Linked DNA regions of Mus musculus: regions 2 and 3 are each linked to region 1. A link is a loop called in an ENCODE intact Hi-C map of the cell type or tissue named here. Cell type or tissue: heart. All regions are shown on one strand.

Region 1 (8,000 bases):
CTGTCTCCAGTGGCAGAGTTCACAGGTCAATTGATCCCTTTGCTTTGAACTTCTTGGCAGACCGCTCACTTGCCCGAAGCTGGAATTTGCTTCCATAAATGTAGGAAATGAAGTCATCAATTTCTATGGTGAACACACAATTCAGCTTGGGGATGACTGAAGGGAAAAAAAAAAGAGGGGGAAAAAAGGATGAGAAGCAACATGGGGAGTGCATTCATTTTTGTGTGGAGCATTATTCATACATACTTGTATTCAAGTGAGTTGGACAGGTGTGGTGGCACACACTTTAATACGAGCACCTAGGAGACAAAGCCAGGCAGCAGGCAGATTTCTGAGTTCAAGGGCAGCCTGGTCTACATAGCACGTTCCAAGCTAGCCAAGGCTAGATAGTGAGAATGTCTAAAAAAAGTCTATAGGAATGAGGAGATCAAGCCAGAAATACCAAGGGAGACATGGGCCATTTGACTCAGTCTAAATGTAACTCAATGCCTAATTACAGGTTCTGGGGTGAATGACTCAACTCCCACGACCGAAGGCTCCCAGGCCCACCACCAGGTAGGGTTTTCCATACAATTTTGCACAGGTTCTTAGATGTGTGCTCATGAGGAAACTTCTATACCACTTCCTTAGACTTACAGTGCAAGCAGAACATCATGGAAAAACAATGAAGCAGGGCTCTGGGGGTAAGCCAGGGGCAGAGCGCAGGATTAGTAGACAGAGGTCCTGGGTTTAATTTCCAGAATCAACAGATAAAGGAATGAGTACAAACCCTCCATCTGTTGTTTGAATCTCTGGATATGTGGGTAAGGTCAGGTACAGAGACCCCAAAAGATCCAGAGTACCTGCTGGAACTTGCTAAAACTCAAGAGAACTAGGGTGCAGTTCTCAGAACTCCAGGTATAGGTTGCTTTGGTTTCTCCTGCCTTTCTTTTAGTTACTCATTTGAGAGGTGGTGACTTTGGTAGGTAGAGATCCAAGAAACAACCAAGCAGTTCTTCTGTCCTGTTCATGGACAGGCTGCAGGCTGTGTTCATAGATGTCTCCTGGGAGAGCCACATAGGCAGCGACCTCACTCACATCATAGTAAGCACTTGCAACCTGTTTGACTCCACAGGAAAGCAAACCTGGAAGGGAGATATAGTGGCATCTGATACCCTGGGGACACAGCACTCACCTTTTAGGTGGTCTTCTCTGGTGATGATCTTAAAGACATGTTTGGTCTCCTGCAGAAGGATTCCTGTAACTCCCACATAGGAGGGGCACTTGGATTTCGTGACTGCAAAGGAGAAAGGCAACTGACTGTAAGGACTGGGTGGTGCTGGCAGTCATTGCCAAGCCTCAGAGACAGGAAGATGGGCTTTTCTAAGCTGAGGAAGAAAGTGCTCAGAAGATAGTGGCTCTTGGGCAGTGACCCAGCTAGCAAGAGCCCAGGCTTCCTAGCCCCTTGTCCTGTGCTTCATGATCTCTTGGCTATTCTTGGGTGTCCTTTAGTTTTGGGCAGGGTTCTGGAGCCGAGAGGTAATACACAGAACCAACAAGTCCAGTGTACTGCTGTTGGAGCAAACACCATGGGCAGGGCATCTATCATTTACTTTTGGGTCTCCTGAACTTTGTCTGGAATGTAGTCCTTCTATAGAGTTGCCTAGCAATGGCATGAGCCACCTCATAGGCAGGCCCCTTTCCGCTTCCGTGTAGTCAGCATTCACAGAAGAAACTATGTGCCCAGTGAGCTAGGAGGGTGCTGGGGCAGGACACTGAATGAGATGGTTTGTATTCTGCTCCTGTGGAGCTGAAGCTGTGGTAGAGGACAATGTATAGTAAAACACGGGCAATTCTAATTCTTGATACTGATAATGGCTACAAGGAAAATAAGAACAGAATGGGGGTGGAAGAAGAAACTTTAGTGCTAGTAGACTCTCAGAAGTGACATCAGGAAAGGGGACCGAGGTACATGCATATGCAGAACCCCTTGGTTGAATGAAGGACTCAAGCAAAGACAACTGGTGTGCAAGCTACAAAGTGGCCAAAGGACACCGAAGCTGCTAGAGGCCTAGAACGGGTAACGTAAACAGCAGTCTGAAGTCTGACTGCAGCCTTCATTCTGGGTATTTAACCTTGTAGTGTATGTGGGAATAAAACAGTATGTGACCTGGGCAGGGTGTGGGGAGGCCAGAGAAAGTAGTCGCAGCACCTTGAGGGAGTGGGTCAGATTTGGGAGCTAGGTGTGTTAATGTCCTTGAGGTAGAGGATTGGGGAAAGAGGTAATTTGTATGTACTTCCTAGTTTCTAGCCTGGACAAGCTGTGCTATTCTAGGAGATGAGGCAAGCAGATCAGAGACAGCTGACCTCAGGGGACCAACGGCTTGGTGTTGGATAGCTAATCTGAGGTAGCTCTTGGATGTCCATCCAGGCAGCTTTGGGTGTCATGGGGTGAAGGAGTCGTGGGAAAAGTCTGCACTGGCGGTGACCCCTTGGAAACCATGATGGGAGGGAATCTGGGCCCAAGAGAATCGGCTAGAGCCTCGATTCCAACAGTGTGAGCAGATGGCACCAAGAGAGCACTTAGTGTGTGTTTAACAAGGAACCAGGATGGGTTAGATCACAACTATCTCAGATCCTCACTGCTTGTGACTTGGAGATAGTTCAGGGATGCCAAGTGACAGATGACAGGCTGAATGCTGTGACACACACTTCACTTACACTGAGTAACAATCTCCAGATGACTATATGCATTCATAGAAATTACCTGAAATAATAGCACCATGAAGATCTGCCTTTAGGAGCTTGGCCTGAATCATCTGTGGCTGCCTAGGAGGTGAAGAGCCCACAGAGAAGAGTCGGTAACAAGCCAGTAACAGTAACTGCAAACACAAACACAACCCCACAGCCTGCTGGTTTCTCAGAGCATCTCTAATGCTCTCCAGGCTTGGCATCTGCTCCCATGGCTTCCACGGCTTCAGAACTAAAACTCACGTGTCCGGCTTGAGCCCATTGCACAGGTCCCGGATGTACTGTTTCCAGAGTTCATGGAGAGGGAGGAACAGGCTGTATCTGTAAAGAAGCCAGAAGCATGAGCTCGGCGTTTACAGCGCGCAGCACACAGAGCTGGGCTCCAGGCTGAGGATGAGCGTAAGGGAGCACCGGAGACTGTGTGGGAGGCCAAGGCTCTCCAAAGTGCCAAGTAACTCCCCAACCTGCTACTCGAACTCAATTTCTTCCCTGGTAGAACCTCTTCAAGGCTAAATATCTGCTCTCAAAAAGGTGGTCCTTCACCTAGATGCCCACCCTCCTGGCCAGACATACGATGGTGGAGCCCCTGGCTCAGACCCCCAGCTGAAGGTGGCGATGCACCATCAGCCATAATGACCCAGGTGCTGTTCATCCACATTCCTTTTCCCAAGACAAATGAGCAAAGGAACATTAGTCTTCTTAGCCCACACTTCCAGGAGGTTAAACTTAATAGTCCTTGGGAGGAGCAATCCCTTCTGTAAGGTGACAGGACTGTGTAGAAGGCGAGAGTAGAGCCCGGAAGCTTTCCTCTGGGGTGATTATCATATGTCTTGGTGCACAGGGTTAGGCAGTCAAGAACAATGGCTCAAATCAGAAACAAGCACTTCCTTCAAGGAACCCAGAGAGGCAGATCCTTGGCAAAGTGACACTGTCATGCCATCTGGGACATAGAAAGATATGTGGCTAAAGTGCATTATACAAAGCCAGTAAACAGTAACTGCAAACACAAACTCAGAACTATATCAAGAAAGACATCCTCCCACAAGACAGTGATGTATTCCTTTCAGAAATGTCTGAAATGAGTAGGTGGGACCGTTCCTTGGCAGTAACCTCTGAGTGGGTGATACTGTCTAGTTATGTTCAAAGCTACAGGAAAGTACACATTAAGGCATATCAGTTCCTCTTTTCTAGAAAGCTGAAAGCAAACAGCCTGTTGCCATGGAAAACAGACTCACTTATTATTAGTGAGGCTAGGACAGAAGCTAAGTGATGAGAACCCTCAGTCTCACCAATGCCTGCCCCTCAGAGGCCAAGCACAGGCACAAGGAAATTGGAAGGGGGAGGCTGCCCTCTTGTGGCAAGAAGTACCTGAGCATGAGTATGTAGGGATGTCCAGTGAGGCCCCCCCCCCCCCCAGTCCTTGAACCCTGACAAAGATGACAAGGCAAGGTTGGATGGTAAGACCATTAGGAAAGATGGGCATACCTCTGTTGCTCTGGTTTAATGTCAAAGAGCCGCATGTCTCTCCTCTGTTTGGCAGAGAGGCCTTTGGATTTCTTCTTTGGCCTTGGCCTTGGCTTTAGGCGAGTGAAATATTCCAAGATCACGGCCTTGCGCTGCAGATGGCTCTCACAGTCTTCTTGGCTCATGTGAGGTATGCTCTGCTTCAGGAAGGCCCGCACAAAGGCCTCAGCCCGCTGGCTTCCCAGCTCCTGCTCGGAGACATAGTGGTGTTGTTCACGGTTCTTGTGCCCACAGACCCCAGGGCCCTCATACCCTGTTCCAGAAAGCCACTATCTTTGCTGATCCATCTCTCTATCCACTGAGGCTCACAAATCTCTTGCCAAGTGTTTGCTACGCACAACTGCCAAGATGTAAAAGAAACACTCATACACTAATTGTGACAGTGTCCCACACTGCAGCCAGGTCAAACAATGACTTCCTGTCCTGCTTCTTGAGGATCCTCTACTGAGGATTCAAAACTTTTTGTAATTTAGTACTTCTCTAATCCTTGTGGGGAAGGAAGTTTGAGACATGGATGATAGAGGTTAATCAGTCATGACTACAAGGCCAGCTTAAAGGGGAAGGGAGCTGGGGTTCTTAGGAAAACGAGCCAGTCTAGCACTAGGGGAAACTGCCTGTGGTTTCCAGGAAAGTCACGTCCTTTGAGGGGGCATTCTGACAGTGAGCTTCACAGTCCTCTTTAATCGCTTTTCCTCTGGAGTTAGGGCAGCAACAGTCTATTCCTCACTGGGCAACAGGTACCTCACTTGGCCTTCATCACCTGAAACCCTGTTACCTGAGGACCAACCTCTTCCCCGGGCCATTGGCTGGGCTCTTTTTTGCACTAACTGCACAGTAAGGCCAAGTCTGGGCTAACTGCCAGCTTTAGGTTAACGTATGAATGCTGACTTCTACCCTCTCTATGGTAAAGCAAGGGAGTGAAAATACAGAATACACAACCTTCAAGGTACTTGAAGGTAGGGATGGCTAAACAATCCATCATTGATATGACGACAGTTTGGTTCTTTTAAATATACATGTGGTCTCTCTTTCACTGGGAATTAAAAATTAAAGGTTAACTGGCCTTTTAAAATCTTGACTTCAAGGCTATGTTCTCTTTAGGAGCCACAGGTGAAGCTGTTGCCCAAATGACAAAGCACCATGAAACATCCAGACAGAACTTGTAACATCCACTTAGGAAATGGGCTGAGCACTGACCAGGATACAGAAGCAAGAGCAAGACTGGCTTCAGGTGGGCACAGGCTGCCATTTCCTGCAGAGTGGGAGATGACGGGAAATCAAGGAGTCCAAGTCCCTCAGAGCTGACTCTGGTGCCCTAAGAACAGAGTCTGGCTCATGAAGACATCAGCACAAAAGATGTCTATGGGGCCTGATATTCAGAGTGTAAAGTCAAGGAGGAATCCATGGGAAAGGACAGCTAAGCCAGTCTTAGAAGATACTGAGCCAGCTTTGCCATCACCTCGACTGCTGGCCGCCCACCCCTGAAGACTGTACCTGCACATCGTGGTCCTTGGCTTCTTTATGAGAAAAGGCATGGTAGATGGCAGCTGGGGGAGGAAAGACAAACATATGGAGAGATGATTATTCCTGTTAGGAATGAGAATACTAGCCGGGGCTTTTCTAACTATGCTAAGAAGTACACTTATTCAGAGAAGGAAGACTGGGTTAGTAGAAAAAAGAAAAACGTTCTTGGTTGATCCCTTTTGCTTTACTCTGCAGTGCTGGGGGACTAACGCCAGGGGAGTGTAATGTATGCTAGGCAAGTGCTTCACTGTGGATACAGACCCCAGCCCTCTTATGTGTTACTCCTTCATTTTAAGATAAGGTCTTGCTTTGTATCCTAGGCTAGCTTCCAACCCACATCCTGTTTTAGGCTCCCAGGTGCTAGTTGCTGGGATTATACACATGAACCACCATAGATACTTCTTACTCTTCCCTCTTGCCAACTTTGTCCTAGAAATTCCCAAGATGTAGTTTTTTTAAAAAAGTACTCCTCAAGCCGGGCGTGGTGGCGCACACCTTTAATCCCAGCACTTGGGAGGCAGAGGCAGGAGGATTTCTGAGTTCGAGGCCAGCCTGGTCTACAAAGTGAGTTCCAGGACAGCCAGAGCTATACAGAGAAAACCCTGTCTCGAAAAAAACAAAAAACAAAACAAAACAAACAAACAAAAAAAACAAAACAAAATAAGAACTCCTCAAGGCTTAAAGAATCGCTGGGATCTTATTAAAACGGAGGGTTTTGGTTCCTACTCCAGACTCAGCATGTCCAAAAAAATTCCTCGCTGGGTCACATTTAGAGTTGATCTGATTTTAAACACCCAGGAGGTATAATTATACTTGGGCAGTGGCCCAGTAAGTCTAGTAAGTCTAGACACTAAAAGAGAGGAGATATTAACGGGTAGGCTGTATATGGTTGAAACACTACATTTTGCTGACTACTAAGAGAGGCTTAAAACAGATTTTTCACACTTTAAAATCTATAATGTATCCTGACCAGATAAAATACAATAGTCTTTTTCCAAACTCTACATACTATCTTCATGATGATGAAACCTCTTTAAACCTCCACAATCCTGTTTCTTATTTGTTTGGAGGCAATCATCATGGTGGCACTGGGGCAGAGACTACAGGAGTAAATGGGAAAAGGAAGGGCCCATGACCAGAAAGTGCAGTTCACACTACACCCTATACACTGCACTTCTGAGCTGGGTGTGGCGGCACACATGGTTGATCCATCCCATTACTTGAGAGGTAGAGGCCGAGCTGGTTCACACGGTGAGCTCCAGGCTAGTCAGGAGTACATAGCTGACTTTATCCCAACAGCAACAATAAGAAACAAACAAACAAACAAACAATCCATCTCTGTCTCCCTGAGTATATGCTTGACCCAAGCAAACAAACCAAGGTACCACAAGTTTTATATACAGAATCTAGCTCTCTCTTGAACAATGGATCAAGATTGAACTTTATTGTGATAAACATGCAGGGGCTGGAATCCCAGGAAGAACTTTGTTTTATTTACCCCAGATGCCTCGCATCAAAGTTGAAAGTCTTTCTGCAACATGCAGTAGGTGTGGGACACTCACAGCTTGTCAAGCGGTTGGTTGAGTGAGTGTGCATATATATTATCTTAATGTCATTAATCTTTCTAAGCAATTTTTAACAGTAGCTCTTCTTTGTTATGCACATAATAAAGTGGTAGCTGAGACACGCTAAGAAACTTGTTCTCAGACAAAAAGGGCATGAATCACCAAATCAGAGGCAATATCTTTACCTCTCTCCTCTAGTACTGCCCCAGTGCTTGGCTGCCCTTCTGGGCACAGCTCTTTTCGGCTCAAATTCCAAAGCCTTAGGTGTACGATACTGCCCCTCAGCAGCTTTTTACAGGGGCAAGGGTGAAAACCAGGTGGCAGAGGGGTGCAGGTCCTTGACAGAAGTTATACGGGAAGGTAGTAGCTAGGTCCGGTCAAGAACTTGGACCCATCTCTTCTAGTTCCCCCGAGAGGCCCCTGAGGAGAGCACACAAACTCGATCCTGACATTTATTCCTAGCTAAGAGACTGAGACGGCGGATTCAGACTCCGGGCCTCCATTTCTTTTGTGTACTAAGGTAATTCCCTGGAAGTTGCCTTAGGACTCTGTTGAGACAGGTATCCCTGATTCATTTCCCAAGCCAACTTCTAGTTCCGAGGTTCTATATTCCCACCCCGGCCCCGCTCCGCGTCCCTCATCCCACTTACCCTTCAT
Region 2 (8,000 bases), 210 kb before region 1:
TGCTATGTCCCAGTGCTGGGATCTGAGCCTATCATTCCTGCCCTTCATCTATTTTGGGACCTAAAGACCAAAAACTCTCTTCTGGATGACACAGGGACAACTGTGGTGAGCTCTTGGTGTGAAGTCGCTATTTCCCCTGTTGGATGCATCCACGTGAGCTGAGTGCCAAAGAGTTCTTCGGGTACCCTGTCTACCGCTCTCCCGCCTCCGACTTGAAATTGAACATTGCACAGGGGACCCTGTGACATTACCTGTGGGCAACAATGAGCACTTCTACACCGCCTCAGAGCCCTGCCCCATGCCAAATGATATGGGACAGACAAGCAGACAGTCCATCTCTGGGAAATAAGATTCCACCTAGACATTAAGATCCAGAAGATAAACCGGGGGCATGATGAGCTGAGTATTCTGTAGACTCTCCTATCCTTGCATCTCCTTATCCCTCTTAAATCTGTTTCAGCCACAGGCTCTGTTCAATGAACAGCCCTATGTGACAGTCTTCATTTCTCCCTCTCCCAGATCTGGACTGAGCGACTGATGCAAGTCAGACATTTTGAACCCCTGGCTCACACCATAGCTCTCTGAAGGCTTGCCCACCTGACCCAGTGCAGGAGATCTTATGGACAGTACCCACTAGCCTGCTTTCCACTCTGTTTCCCTCTTCGGCAGGTGCCTCCCTCTTAATTACACCCAGAGAGCACAGGAAAGTGGATGCCAGCGATATTTATTTTCTGCTCTGAACCAAGCGCAGGTAACTCACCAGGGGCGTCTTTCTTAATGAGGGAAGAAAAATGTCAGAGCAGCGATCAGCCACAATGTGCCCAATGGTCTTAAAAATAAGCAAAAAAAAAAAAAATCACATGGAATTTCATTTTGCATTAGCTGACTGTGTATATGAGACTAAGAGGGAAGAAATGTCTTTGTAACTGGGTGAACACTGGTACTGGGAATTATCCCACAAGTGGACATGCCTCCTAGAGACACTCCCATTTTGGGGGGATTTTGTTCTATTCAACACCAGCTGGATGAAAGCCTGAGGCAGGAGGATGGCAATTCAAAGCCCAGCTCTGTTGAAAGCAAAGGCTAAGCTCTCTGTGGCTATGGGGTCAATGCCAGAGACCTGGTGAAGTAATTACCAAGACTGGCTGGTTGAATGATGGACTGAGTAACCCAGGCCCCCTTCTGAAGTATGTAGTGACAAGAGTCACCTCTGGAGCTAGCCACACTGTAGGAGCTCACCATAAGGTCTTAGTCGTGCTCAGTGAGCCTTGGAAACTGGGAATGAAGTCCTGGGTGGTTTCATTTAGAGCAAGAGAAAGGAGGAGGCACAGAGGATAAAGTGAAGGCTTTGTATCCCCCTCTGTGATAAGGAGACACAGAAGAAGCCGGAATGGAGTGAGGTCTAAAGGTAGCTGCCTGTCTGCCCCTCTGTATAATGCAGGAGGCCATGGGCAAAGCCTCTGAGTTGGGAGCACAGCAGCCAGTCTTTGCAGACTATCAGGAACCAGCCAGGAGAATACCAAGAGACTGGGGAGAGCAAAAACTGGAAGTGAGCATTCCTTAGGCTCCAACTTTAGAGGTCAGATCAGAGCCTCTGACCTTCAGACTTAGGGTCCCATTACAACCAGAGTCTGCCCCTACTATCCAAGACCCCATCCATCATAAGCATTCTTTCACTTCTTCTGGGTCCTGGATCTTGGGCTTCTAACCCCCAAGAGCAAAAGGAACCATATTTGGAGAAGAGAAGGTCCTGTCTCTGAGAACCCATTCCCTGCCTGAGTGTCAAAGAGCATCCTCAGGAACAGACCATGGCCTGTTTTGAAGGCAGCACTGATCTCAGTGGTCCCAGCCCCCTACATGTACCTGAGCTGTTTGATGAATGTGTCCCCAGGCTCGACTGCAGCTGTCCCCAGGGGACAGCTCTCAAGATAAATAAATAAAGCCTTCTCTGATGGTACATGCCGGTGTCCGGGCTGCAAGGCCTATTTTTAGAATGTAGGGCAATTTTCTCCCAGAATAGACAAGACAGCTAATCCAGGAGGGAGGCTGGAGAGAGATGAAGACGTCGAGTCTAGATATGAATTAGTTGTGAGTATATTATTTGAAGAAATGTTGAACAGCTAAGCAAATATTTGATACCTTTGAATTGGAGCCGGCGTTTCCACAGGCTGAGAGCACTAGCACTACTGAGACATCCCACTTTGTCCAGGTTGTACCTGGCTGTCACACCCTGCTCTGCAGCCCTCCTGCTGCTGCATGCTGAGAAGCCATGGACACTGTGTGAAGCCACCTGCTCAGCATGTCTCTGGGACAGTGGCTGCTTGCAGGCTTTCAGGACTCTCTCTCTCTCTCTCTCTCTCTCTCACCCCCTCCCTCCCTCCCTCCCTCGCCTCCTCCATCCTCAGATCCTCAGGGCCTTGGATGCTGGGACCGCAGGCTGTGCCATCACATCTGACAACTTTCCTTTTTGGAGAGGTATTTACTACCCTTCAATTTACCATATCTTTTTTTAAATTTTGTATTACTATATTTATTCTTTGTGTGTCAGAAAAGGAAGTCCTTTCTCTCCTTGCATCACGTGGGTCCTGGGGATCAGACTCAGGTCGTCAGACTTGGAGGCAAGTACTGTTACCACCTGACTCCTCCTACCATGTCTTATTAGAGGGGGTGAGGTGGCTGTCCCTGTAGGGCCTCATTGAAAAGGGTCAGAGAAAATGATCTGTTCTATATTTGGACCTTTTAGTCTGTGACCCTGGAGAGAGGGTTTGGAGACAGAAAAACAAGTCTGATCTGTAAGACAGGAGGTAGAGTCTCCAGGTTTGGACACAGCTTCGAGAGCTTGCAGAGTGGTGGGGAATCGACTTACAGTTGGAAGAAAGGCCTAGGAGTCCCAGGACAGCCAGTAGATCTATCTTGGGAGTGGTAGACTCGTGTTAGTTACCCAAGCTTGGGGGTGGAAGCCAGCATTGGTATCCCCAGTTCACAGATGCAGAAGTGAAGAATCCAAAACATGATCAGTTCTCGAACTCATTTGTCTGTGAGTGTGTGTGTGTGTGTGTGTGTGTGTGTGTGTGTGTGTGTGTGTGTGTGTGTTTCATCCTGTGCCTTGCACATGCCTGGCATCTGCAGTCTATCCTAGTGTGCTGGCTGGTTTTATGTCAACTTGACGTAAGCTAAAGTTAAAAGGAGGGAATCTCAGTTGAGAAAATGCTTCCGTTAACAAACATTCTTCTGTAGGGCATTTTCTTAAGTAGTGATTGATGGGGGATGTCCAGCCAACTTTGGGTGGTGCCATCCTTGGGTCATTGGGGCTGGATTCTGTAAGAAAGCAGGTTGAACAAGCCACGATGAGCAAGCCAGTAAGCAGCACCCCTCCATGGCCGGCTGCATCAGTTTCTATCTCTAGGCTCCTGTCCTGTTTGAGTTCCTGCCCTGACTTCTTTCAGTGATAGACTTCGATGTGGAGGTGTGAGCCAAATAAACCCTTTCCTCTCCAATTTGCCTTTGGTCATGGTTTTCATCATAGCAATAGTGACCCTAACTTAAGACACTCAGGAACAGTTAGTGTGCGCTCTGACCACGTACTACATCTTCACTTGAATTCACCAGTTAATCATTACAAAGGCTCCCCAAGGCATGCACATCTAACCGCTCTAACTTACAGAAGAATGAAAAAGAGTTCACAGAGGTGATCCTACTCAGCTGGGTCATACCAAGCCTGCCTCCCAGCTCTCTGCGCCGCCACTGATACACACGGCCTCCTCGGAGATGCTGGCTTTCTCACTCTGCTGGGAGAATCCCGAGCAGGACGAGAGGTGGCAGCGTGGACACTGTTGGCTATGTGGCGTGGTTTAAGGATGAGCAGGGATCTGCAAGCCCTGTGAGCCCTGTAAACCCTACAAACCCTGGCGCCGCAGCTGCCGAAGCGCAGCCACCAGATGGCAGCAGATGCCTTGTGATCCCGTGACCGTAAGGGAGCGCTGCCCCGGCCAGCGGAGCCCACCCGCGGTGCACCTCCGGGAGCTGGGCGCCTTGGCCCGCCGGTGTGCTACCCGAGAGCCCTCCCCGCTGTCCCACCCCGCCCGCCCTTGGCGGGCCGCCGCCTGCTGTTCGCGGCGCGAGCGCGCTGATTGGCTTGGTCTGTAGCTAGGGAGCCGAGCAATCAGCCCCTGCGGGGACCCAGCGTGGGCGAGCCCCGGGCCGCCAGAGTGACTGGATTGTCCTACCCAGGCGGATTAGAACGTTCTCTCCCTCCTTACCATTTCACGCACTTCAACCCCGAGGCGTCACCCGGTTCGACTTCCGACGGGTGGCACAGGGCCGACCAGAGCCCCCTGCGATCTGCCCGTTTTTAACGCCCAGCTAGGCCCCACTGAATGCCATCACAGTTAAAGCAGGCTACATCTAGCCCGGAGCGCTGTAAATGATGAAGGGGACCAAATGCCTGTAAATCCCAGGGCTCTTTCTGAGCTCAGCGTGGGTACTGGGCGAGGGGTGGGGGGGATGAGGAGTCTGAGAAGAGTATCTAGACCGGGCTCACTATGAGCCCCTGGAGATCAAACCATACAAGTATATCAGTACAGGGCCAGAATCCTCTGCCCCTGAAGACCCAACGGAGAGTCATGTGTGCCTTGAACTCCATTCCACAGAGAGGGAAACTGAAGCCAGGTGGAACTGAAACCATGCAGGTCAGAGAAGGCAGGGGTCGGAGGGGGCTGCGGGGCGGGGGGGGGGGAGGGGGGAGGGGGGAGGGGAAGAGTTGGACTTGAACCTCTTAGTCAGTGACCTTAGAGAGTTGTCACAGTTAGAGCCTTTAAGAGGCTAAAAAATAAAGAGCCCCACCCTGACCATTACACACCTTACACTAATAAGACCTGGGGGGGGGGGGGCGGGAAACCCACCTAGTCAAGATGACATGTGTGCCCAACCCCCAGAGAGGGAGCCTGAGCTACACTGTCAGCTGCACTAGTCGCCACTGGCTACTAGGCTTGGCTGACCCAGCCTAGGCCACGGATTGGGTCACAAGTTAGGGCTTCTCTGGTCATAATTGAGGGGGTATTTTACAAATTTTGCAGTATTGTGTGTGCATATTACAAGTATTCTGAGGTCCTTAGAAAAGGAAGGAATAATTGAAATAAAACAAAATATCAGGGTTTGGGAGATGGCTCAGCGGTTAAGAGCACTGACTGCACTTCTGAAGGTCCTGAGTTCAAATCTCAGCAACCACATGGTGGCTCTCAACCATCCGAAATGAGATCAAGTGCCCTTTTCTGGGGTGTCTGAAGACAGCTACAGTGTACTTACATATAATAAATAAATAAATAAATCTTTAAAAAAGTATATCAGCCCTGAATATATGTGAAGTCACCCCTGGATTCAACGGATTGAAAATATTCACCCTTAAACTGCCTCATACAGACTCTCTTATCCTTGTTCCCTAAGCAATGCATTAAGCAGCTATTTACATTGCACTAGGACTCAGCAGTCACTTAGAGGGGCTTAAAGAACATGGGTGTGTGCACAAAGGCTGTATACAAACCGCAAACCGTCATGTGCACGGGTTGGGAGGATTTGTAGAAGGAACCAACTCCCTACAGCTATCAAGGGCCTACTGCATAATGCAGAGAAATAAAAAAAAAAACTGCAAAATATTTTTCTCCTTTCCTTTTTGATGCTGACTTAATAACCCAGGGTTTGTGCATGCTGTCACTGCCAGCCACTGAGCCAAGCCCCCAGCCCCTCACTGAGGGATTCTAGACAAGTCTCTAGATCAAGAAGGTAGAATTTGGGGAGACACTGTTGGGACCATGCTGGCTCTGGTGCTGTTCTCTCTGTCTGATCCCCCACCCCTCTGGGTCTCTCTGCATCTCTGTGAGGCAGAGATGTTTGTAGACACCGCAAGACCGACCGCTGTGGCAGTAAGGAGAGAAAGCCTGACAAGCTGTGCATGGTTTCAAGATTTACCACGTTTCAAAATTGGACACGTTAATTAGGGCCTTGTCCCAGGACAACACTGCCTTTATCATATCTTCTATCTGAATATGTGTGTGTGTGTGTGTGTGTGTGTGTGTGTGTGTGTGTGTGTGTGTGTGTGTGTGTGCAGGTGCCAGCAAAGTCCAAAAACCAACAGAGTCCATGGAGCTGGAGTGATAGGCAGTTGTGAGCTGCCATGTCATGCTGGGAGTCAGTCATACCTATGTCCTCCACAAGACCAGCAAGTGCTGCTAACAGCTAAGACATCTCTCCGGTACCCCCGCCCCCCACATAAGTCTATTTCTCCGCTACTCCACAATAGCAAATTAGCATGGATTCAGTGCTTAGAGCGATGTCAGGTCTGCAGTCAGAATTCTGGGTGAGGTGTGAATCTGCTGGGTCATTTACTGAGCGTTTTAGAAGGCTGAAGTCAAGGTCTTCGCTTCTATCTGAAGGTGCTGGTGAAAGTGGTGGGGAAGGGGGACTTTGCCTCCACTTCATTCATATGCTCATAGGACTAAAGCCGTGTGTGTGTGTGTGTGTGTGTGTGTGTGTGTGTGTGTGTGTGTGTGTGTAAAACACAGTTCTATGTCTGTGAGCTCTCCATGGTCTTTACCTTTATAGAACATCTTTCTGATCCTTAGGCATTGTTACCTGTAGCTCAGTGCATGAGAGACACATTCAAAAAACAAAACAAAACAAAACAAAAAAAAATACCCTCACCTCCTCTCCCCTCTTCTACTCCTCCACTTTGCCCTCCTTGGCTTCCTCTTCCTCCCCCTCTTCCTCTTTTCCCTTCTTCTTCTCATAACTTAGGGTCTTGTCTTGTTACCACCTCATCCTCCTGAAGTTTGGGGTTACGGACACCCACCGCTATCCCCGGCTTGATTCACGTTCTTATAAACAGTTTATAAGCATCTTTTTTTTTCATATTTTCCCAACATTGTCAAAATGCTTAGTTGTCATCAGTGTAATATATAAAATATAATATTGATTTAAATTTGCATTTCTCTGAGCATTAGAAAGATGAAATCATCTTCCATACAATCCTTGGATATTTTGTTTTCTTCTTATTCAAATTGCTCCTCCATAGTCTTTGTTGCTCTTCATAATCGTGATTATCTTAGGTATGGTTTTATTGCTGTGAAGAGAGAGCATGAGGAAAACATTTCATTGGGACTGGCTTACAGTTCAGAGGTTTACTCCATTATCCTCCTGAAGGGGAGCATGGTGGTGGGCAGACAGATGTGGTGCTGGAGAAGGAGCTGACAGATCTACAACTGGATTGTCAGGCAGCTGGGAGAGCTAGCTGACTTGAGCTTCTGGGTCTTCAAAGGCCACGCCTTATTGACACACTTCCTCCAACAAGGCCACGCCTCCTAATACTCGGTCTCTATGTCCCAAGCATTTCGACATCTGAGTGTATGGGGTCATTCCTATTCAAACCCCCACAGGGATCTTACTCTGTGTCAATTCTTTGTAGAGTTCTTTTACCATGCAGTGTGTGCTGCAGCAGGTCTGTGGATGCCAGAAAACAGTTTTGGGGAGCTAGTTCTCTCCTTCCACCTCAATAAGGGTTCTGGGATCCAACTAAGTTGTGGGGCCTGTGGTGAGTGCTGAACCCACTGAGCTGTCTCACAGACCCAATTTTAAAAAACAAAACAAAATGAAAGCATGATCCACAAGCATTATTTGTATTCATTTATCTTTATATTATTTTCAGTTTTCTAATTCTTTGGAAATTTCACGTTTATTAATTCTCTCCCACTGTTATTTTTCTTCTTTCTCTAATTTCCTAAATGATTTAAGTGAGTTGATTTTGGCGGCCCATGTCTGTAACTCCAGGACTGGGAAGGCTGAGCAGACAGATCAAGAGATAGAAGCCTAAGGCTGGAGAGATGATTCAGATGCTAAAAGCACCGGCTGCTTTGCCAAAGGACCTGGATTTGGTTCCTAGCACCCACGTGGTAGCTCAAGGCCATCTTTAACCCTAGTTTGAGGAAATCTGATGTCCTCTGACAGTGCCT
Region 3 (8,000 bases), 66 kb before region 1:
TGTTTAGTTTTTTGTTTGTGTTTGTGTTTTGTTTTGTTTTGAGACAGGATCTCATGTAGCCCAGGCTAGCCCCCAACTCTATGTAGCCAAAGACGACCTTGAACTCTTGATTCTCCAGCCTCCATCACTGCCAAGTGTTGGGAATTACAGAGATAATACCTTTATGTGAGACTTCAGTAGGTATTTTTGGAAGTTATTGTTCTGAAATCACTTCCTGTGGAATTCCTCCAGGAAGGAAACATGTGACAGGAGAGACCTAGAATCCAGTTTTAAGCTTTTTGAAACCACTGAGCTGCTAGCCACGGAAGCTGGAGTTTGGCCTGGTGTCCCTAGAACCCAGAGCCTCGCTTGAGCACCATGTGGTCCCTCAGTTTTCACAAACAGGTTTGGGACATGTTTTCACATGAAATAGTTTTAGTCAAATGTATGCTGTCTCTGAAGTGGGGTATCCCAACCTCAGATAGTTCCACCCCAAGGTATCCCCCATGCTATATCCTTTCAGAACTACTACCCGACTATCATCAAATTACTAATAAATTACTTTTCCCTGAAAAAGTCACTCTCTGTGTATTTTGTGGAAACCACTTCTGAAGCCTTTAACATCAAAAGGAAGATTGCTCCATCTGAGGCTTGACAGGACAGGTAAAAGCTCCCTGGCCCGGTTCGTGGCGGCCATTTCTGGCCAGCATGCGCCATGTTACTGCAAGCCATGTTTAACCTCCACCAGCCCTCCAGCCCCAGTCCTGTGTAGGCAGTGCTGGGACCGGGGCTCTCTGTGTGGCGGCAGCCCAGACTTTCTGCAGTCTGAGGGAGGTGCTGGTCTAAGGGCCAGCTTTGCAGTACAGATCTCTCTGTGTAAAGGAAGCCTCCTGTGGACTTCACCCCATGGGGATAAGGCTTTGTCTTACAGTCTGCCTCAGTGAGCCTTTGCTGGGTTGCCTGTGTGACCTGGAACTCACCATGTCAGTGGAAGGTGTTGGGGCAGGGCTGTGAGCAGATGCTGTCTTTGGAAACTGGCTCTTCTGGTTCAACCTGACATTCCTGTTCCCATTCTCCCGGCTAAACAGTAAGGGACCCTCACAACCCCTAGCTCACAGCCCCTTAAGCCAAAAGTCTAAAATCAGAACACTACCTCCAGTTGCTATAGCTCTGAAGTTGCCAGCCTTTAGTACAGAGGTGAAGATGTTGGTTGGCAGATCCGGGGCAATGAGATCCCAAGTAAGATCTTTTTAGCTCAGTGTTTCAAGTTAGGGGATGTTTCTTTTTTGTTTTGTTCTGTCATTTTGAGTCGGGGCCTCACTATATCCCTGTACAGTGTAGGCTGTGGAGCTCAACAATCCTCCTGCCTCAGCCTCCCAAGTACTGTGAGTAGAGGCATGTGCCCCGTTTTGAACAGTATGTCAAATTCTGCAGTTGCTTACACCCAAGCCTTTAGAAAAGTTAAGAGTTGTAATAGAATCCCTTTGTTAGGCCTGGCATGAACCTTAAAGGGAGCCAGGATGTGGAGAAAGAGGAACACTCCTCCATTGTTGGTGGGATTGCAGGCTTGTACAACCACTCTGGAAATCAGTCTGGCGGTTCCTCAGAAAATTGGACATAGTACTACTGGAGGATCAGCAATACCTCTCCTGGGCATATATCCAGAAGATGTCCCAACCGGTAAGAAGGACACATGCTCCACTATGTTCATAGCAGCCTTATTTATAATAACCAGAAGCTGGAAAGAACCCAGATGCCCCTCAACAGAGGAATGGATACAGAAAATGTGGTACATTTACACAATGGAGTACTACTCAGCTATAAAAAAGAATGAATTTATGAAATTCCTAGCCAAATGGATGGACCTGGAGGGCATCATCCTGAGTGGGGTAACACATTCACAAAGGAACTCACACAATATGTACTCACTGATAAGTGGATATTAGCCCAAAACCTAGGATACCCAAGATATAGGATACAATTTGCTAAACACATGAAACTCAAGAAGAATGAAGACTGAAGTGTGGACACTATGCCCCTCCTTAGAATTGGGAACAAAACACCCATGGAAGGAGTTACAGAGACAAAGTTTAGAGCTGAGACGAAAGGATGGACCATGTAGAGACTGCCATATCCAGGGATCCACCCCATAATCAGCTTCCAAACGCTGACACCATTGCATACACTAGCAAGATTTTATAGAAAGGACCCAGAGGTAGCTGTCTCTGTGAGACTATGCCGGGGCCTAGCAAACACAGAGTGGATGCTCACAGTCAGCTATTGGATGGATCACAGGGCCCCCAATGGAGGAGCTAGAGAAAGTACCCAAGGAGCTAAAGGGATCTGCAACCCTATAGGTGGAACAACATTATGAACTAACCAGTACCCCGGAGCTCTTGACTCTAGCTGCATATGTATCAAAAGATGGCCTAGTCGGCCATCACTGGAAAGAGAGGCCCATTGGACTTGCAAACTTTATATGCCCCAGTACAGGGGAACGCCAGGGCAAAAAAGGGGGGGGTGTGGGTGGGTAGGGGAGTGGGGGGGGGGAGGGTATGGGGGACTTTTGGGATAGCATTGGAAATGTAATTGAGGAAAATATGTAATAAAAAGATATATATATATAAAAAAAGGGGGAGCCAGGATGTGACCAGTAAGAGGAAGCAGTCTGGATTCGCTCGGAACCAGCCACTGTAGATGGTTTCGTCCTGGGGTTAGCTCTGGGGGGTTGGCCTTGGCTTAACGGGTTTGATTTTGTTTAGATTGGAGTTATTTTTGAGATAGGGTTTCATTGTGTAGTTAAAGGCTTGTCTCGAACTACTATCCTTCTGCTTCGGCCACCTATGTTCTAAGATTACAGGCATGCCCACCTTCAACTCTGTATTTTAGAACAATTCTTAGAAACTATTCATCTCCTTTTATTTGTAACTGATTTTTCTTGCTGAAAACTTAGAAAAGTCCAGAGAACTGTACTCCGTCTGCCTCTGTAGCATGCACCACCAACTTCATATTTCTTTTTAAAATGTATGTATGTATTTGTGTGTGTGTGGGTGTTAGGCTTACATGTATGTCAGTGTACTACAGGTGTGCCTAATGTCCACATGGGCGGGAAGAGGGCGTCAGATCCCCTGGAACTGGATTTACAGCCAGGTGTGAACCACCATGTGTCTTCAGTCCTTGAGGCTGGAGAGATATAGCCCAGTGGTTAATTCCCAGCAACCATATGGTGGCTCACAACCATCTGTAAAAGGATCTGATGCCCTCTTCTACTGTGTCTGGAAACAGTTGCAGTGTACACATATAATTAAAATAAATCTTAAAAAAAAAAGAAAAATTATTCTAAACTTCTTGGAAACCCTGGCAATGGTTACACAATATCCTTTATACTACAGCATTTGGGATTGTGCAAGGGTGGCCTTTTAGGCAAGTTCCTGTCATCCAAGCGCTGCAGGAACAAGCTTGTGTATCTTCGAAATTTGGATTGTGATAGAATCTTTGGACTATGACAGATACCTCCAGAGCGAAATAGCTGGATTTAAAAGTATGTGTTGTTCAATCAAAATCTCTCATGAATTTACCCTCCAAGTTTTGGCGTGCTGGTCTCGTGTCCTCTCTATTAAACTCTGCTGTTTAATCTAGGTCCAGGCCTCCCTGAGAAGGGACTCCCTACAGGGCTGTGTCTCCACTAGTAGCTGGTAGCAGCAGGTGGCAGGGCACACACGGTGGTGTGACACACACCTGCTCCCGCTGGGAAGGAAGCAGAGGGGAGTAAGCTAAGACCGGGACCCGGTAATTATAAAAAAGCAGCCATCTGCTCCGAGGCCGGTTATTAACCTGCGTCGGGTGCTGACGTGACAGCGCCAGCGAGATTTTTTTTTTCCCCCACAGGCAGATGGTGTATTTTCAGCCAGATTTGACTTTGACTCTGTGTTTGGAGATGCAGCCGGGGCCTGGAAGGAAGGGGGCGGGAGGGCTGCAGGGCGAAGGAACTATGACTAAGGATGCAGGGCAGAGGTCCCATAGCCAAGGATGTAGGAGTAAGACCCCATGGCCAAGGAAGGATGCAGGAGGCTAGGGCTGGAGGCGACCATTCAGCGACGATTATGAGGCGCCATCTAGCGGCGAACTGCGCACTCGCTGTTCTGCTCTGCAGCTCGGGCCGCAGCGCCCTCTACTGATCAGCATGCAAAGCCCAGGATGCCGCCACAGCGGGGGTTTGGTTTATGAGCTAGGGTGCAAAGGGTTTGAGCACTTCCTGAGGTTTTAAGACGCCATGAGTAGAAAGAACATAGGCTGGATCTCCTGCTGCAGCCTTTTTTTTTTTTTTTTCCATACAAAACTGGATGTTTCTTCATTCCGAGCAATCAACATATGGTAATTAAGAAATACCAGGATTCATCTCATTCTGGGTCTGTCTGGTGTCTACAGTTTGTTGGGAGGGAGGAGATAAGTGGCTTCATTAGCCGGGAAAGGCTTCGGAGGCCATTAAGATAATGGTGGCTTAGAAGGCTGAGTTCTGCCCTGGCTAGCTGAATCACAGCCTTGGGGTTAGTTCTGGCTATCCCAGTCTTGGCAGATGAAGGGTTTCCACCAAGGGTGTTTTTCTGTTGTTGATGTGATAGCCATTCACTTTATTATTTTAGACTTTTAAATTTTTTATCAAGGTTTTAAGACTTTATTTTTTATGTGCATTAGTATTTTGCTCACATTGCATGTCTGATTCTTGTGCATTCTGGAACTGGAGTTATGCACGGTTATAAGTCGCCCTGTGGGTGCTAGAAATTGAACCTAGATCCTTTGTAAAAAAAAACAACTGCTGAGCCATCTCTCCAGCTGCCTTAATTTTTACTTAAAAACAGAAAATTAGATTTAGTTTTTTTGGGAGTGGTGGCAATGATTTCTGAATTTGAAGCCAGCCTGGTCTACATTAGCAAATTCCAGGCCAGCCAGGGATATATGATAAGGTCCTGTAACAAATGTAATAATACAATATAACATCAATGTACATATTTAAAGTTTTATTTTAGTTTTTATTTATTTATGTCTGTGCACGTAAGTACAGGTGCCCTCAGGAAGGCCAGATGAGAGGGGGTCAAATGGAGCTGGAGTTACAGATGGTTTGAGCTACCATTTGGGTGCTAAGAATTGAACCTGGGTCTTCTGGAGGAGCAGCCAGTGCTCTTTAATCTCAGTGGGATTTCTCCAGCCCCGTGACAGACTGACTGAGACAGGGTCTCATTATGTAATCCTGGTTGTCTTGGAGCTCATTATGTAATCCAAGCTGGCCTTGAACTCTCAACAGTACCCCTTCCTCTGCCTCCGATATGCTGGGACTAACAGCGTGGACTACCATTCCCAGCATAATTGCACTCTTTGAAAAAGAGTAGTAGCCGGGTGTGGTGGCACACGCCTTTAATCCCAGCACTTGGGAGGCAGAGGCAGGCGGATTTCTGAGTTTGAGGCCAGCTTGGTCTACAGAGTGAGTTCCAGGACAGCCAGGGCTATACAGAGAAACCCTGCCTCGAAAAAAAAAAAGAAAAAGAAAAGAAAAAGAGTACTGAGTGTTGAGTCTCAATGGGCAAAGGCGCTTGCGGCTATGACCTGTGTTTGATCTCTGGAAGCCACAGGGTAGAAAGAAAGAACTGACTTCTGCCAATTGTCCTCTGACCTCTCCGCACATTGTGGTATAAGAGTGCATGCACACACAGCATCACACAACCACACATGCACACATTAGCTAAATTAATCCATTAGTTAATTAATTAAAGAAGAGCCCAGTGTGTTCATGCAAATCTGTGATCCCAGCACACTCAGGAGGCTAAGGCAAAAGGATTATGAATTTCAGGCCAACCTGAGTCCCTGGTTTTCTATCTCCAAAACCATGAAAAACTAGGGCTGGTGAGGTAATAAAGCCGGGAAAAAAAAGGCACTGCCACCTGACAGCCTGAGCTTGATCCTTAGGACCTACATGGTGGAAGGAGAGAATGGACTCGCACAAGTTATCCTCTGACTCACACACACACACACACACACACTGGACATAACTTTTAAAACATAAGAAACAGGGACTCTGAAGAGAGTTCAGACCTTAGCACCAGAGACAGACAATATGGTGTGAGTCTCTGAAGAGATCAGAGCCCCAGGGGCAGAGGAGGGAGAAATAGCTCTCAGAGGACAGGGTTCCGAAATAAGAGACTACACCGAGCAAGCTCTGCAGTTCTGACAGTGGGTAGGGAAGGAAGGGGTGGAGAGCACGATGTGTTGCTTTGATAGAAATTCACTTCTCAGGTGAGAGATCCTAGCCCTGGGGAGTCTGTCAGCCAGGGACCCACAGACCTGCATCAGCCTGTGGACATCGGGAAGGAGGGCTGCTGCAGACACTGTGGTCTGAGCAGAGGCTGGGTTCTAGCAATACATTCTTGGCTTTGTTTGGTTTTTGTTGTGGTGTGTGTGTGTGTGTTTGTTTGTTTTGAGACAGGATTTCTCTGTGTAGCCCTGGCTGTCTTGGAACTTGCTCTGTAGACCAAGCTGGCTTCAAACTCAGAAATCCCCTGCCTCAGCCTAGAGTGCTGGGATTAAAGGCGTGCACCACCATGCCTGGCTAACATCCGTTCTTAAACCACTCTCTTCTCAACTCTGGCTCCTGTTTTGCCTTCTGTCTTCTCGCTCTGCTTCTTGCTTCAGAAAGGAGAGGGAAGGGATCAGAAGTGAATGCCCACTACTTAATCTGCATCCACATCACCTGACCTAGCTCACTAACAACAGAGTCCCCTTCCCTGGGAATGAGACTCAGTCCCTTCTCCCACCTGAGGACTCCCCCTCAGCCATCTCCTGCATTCTTCAAGTCATTCTTTGTCATTCTTTCTTCCTTTCTGCTGGCTCTATCCCCCATATGGACACGTGTATCATTTCTTCCATATTAAAAAAAAAACAAACCAGCTCTAATAAAGGTCGTAGGACCTTTCAGTGGGAGAATGATAGTCTGTTTGGCAAATTTCACTGCGGGAAACTAAGTGTGTGCAAAGCAATGAAGCTGAGTCCCATACCTAATGACATGGAAAAATTAAGTCAAACAAACCAAGAAGTAAAAATATAAAATCCTTAGATGAAAAATGTACAGTAATTGGGGGCTGGAGAAACAGCCCAGTGGTTAAGAATACTGACTGCTCTTCCAGGTGACCTGGGTTCCTTCATAGCCCCCACATGGCTACTCACAACCACCTGTAAGTCCAGTTCCAGGGGACCCAGTGACCTCTTCTAGCCTCTGAGGGCACTGCACGCACATGGTGTACAAACAAACATGCAGGTAAAATACTCATAAATACAAGACAATAAAACAAAATACTTTTACTTACCATAAATGTGCAGTGAGCACACGAGATGAGTTGAGCCCCATCAGTCCTCCAAATCAGAAGGGGCTAGAGAAGTGCTCGGCAGTTAAGACTAGTTGTTGCTCTCACAGAGAACCTTCCGACGGCTCACAACCTCCTGTAACTCCAGTTTCATGGGATCTATCGCCCTCTTCTGGCCTCTGTAGGCACTGCACTCATGTGCACCTATACACCCACACATACATATAATTACAAAAAAAAATCTTCAAAGCTATGAGGAAATTCAGTTTCTGCACTACAAAAAAAATGGGTAAATAAAAATAGAAAGACGTGTCAGTGAGGCTGGGAAGAAATTAGAACCTTCCTTCAGTGCTGGAAGGGATGTAAAATGGTTCAGCCATTTTGAGAAGCGATTTGACAGTTCCTCCAAAACATTAAACACAGACTTGCCTAGTGATTCAACATTTCCACTTTTAGGTCTGTACCCAAGATTATTGAAAACACATGTCCACACAGAAGCTTGCTCACAAATATTCATTAGCCTCTTCACTTGTGCAGGCAAAAAGACAGAGAGAGAGAGAGAGAGAAAAAGCAAAAACCCTTATTCAAAAGATGGGTAGTAATAAAATATGATGTTTTAAGAAAAATCTTCTATTGTTAAGTTTCACTGTGTGTATGTGTGTGTTTGGT

What was found. A loop is a pair of places that touch in the nucleus more often than their neighbours do. Peaks named below come from ENCODE experiments on the same cell type or tissue, not always from the same donor. Only the 100,000 strongest peaks of a DNase experiment are listed, where the experiment ranks them.
Region 2: it touches region 1 in a loop (4-fold over the local background); 2 of 42 quality-filtered maps call a loop at or near these places.
Region 3: it touches region 1 in a loop (5-fold over the local background); 24 of 42 quality-filtered maps call a loop at or near these places.

What each region holds. Positions count from the first base shown.
Region 1 is chr7:38,263,154-38,271,153 of GRCm38, forward strand. Pop4 (processing of precursor 4, ribonuclease P/MRP family, (S. cerevisiae)) reads right to left here. Exons shown (of 7, transcript NM_025390.4): 1 at 7,994-8,000; 2 at 5,749-5,801; 3 at 4,216-4,442; 4 at 2,974-3,051; 5 at 2,747-2,808; 6 at 1,175-1,276; 7 at 1-156. The coding sequence starts at 8,000. The coding sequence ends at 20. Among named protein-coding and RNA genes, the nearest start is that of Pop4, 4.2 kb to the right of the region's middle. In heart, CTCF peaks have their summits at 4,053 (motif pointing left) and 4,252; a DNase peak (open chromatin) is centred at 4,068; H3K4me3 peaks cover 1,232 bases; H3K27ac peaks cover 613 bases.
Region 2 is chr7:38,057,292-38,065,291 of GRCm38, forward strand. It overlaps Gm30684 (a long non-coding RNA gene), which reads right to left and starts at 5,022. Exons shown (of 7, transcript XR_003946753.1): 1 at 4,902-5,022; 2 at 4,260-4,417. It overlaps Gm30771 (a long non-coding RNA gene), which reads left to right and starts at 3,989. Exons shown (of 5, transcript XR_391291.4): 1 at 3,989-4,688. In heart, CTCF peaks have their summits at 3,938 (motif pointing right) and 4,137 (motif pointing left); a DNase peak (open chromatin) is centred at 4,060; H3K4me3 peaks cover 1,175 bases; H3K27ac peaks cover 1,849 bases.
Region 3 is chr7:38,197,014-38,205,013 of GRCm38, forward strand. It overlaps 1600014C10Rik (RIKEN cDNA 1600014C10 gene), which reads left to right. Exons shown (of 4, transcript NM_028166.3): 4 at 1-555. Among named protein-coding and RNA genes, the nearest start is that of 1600014C10Rik, 17 kb to the left of the region's middle. In heart, a CTCF peak has its summit at 7,502 (motif pointing left); a DNase peak (open chromatin) is centred at 4,058; H3K4me3 peaks cover 569 bases.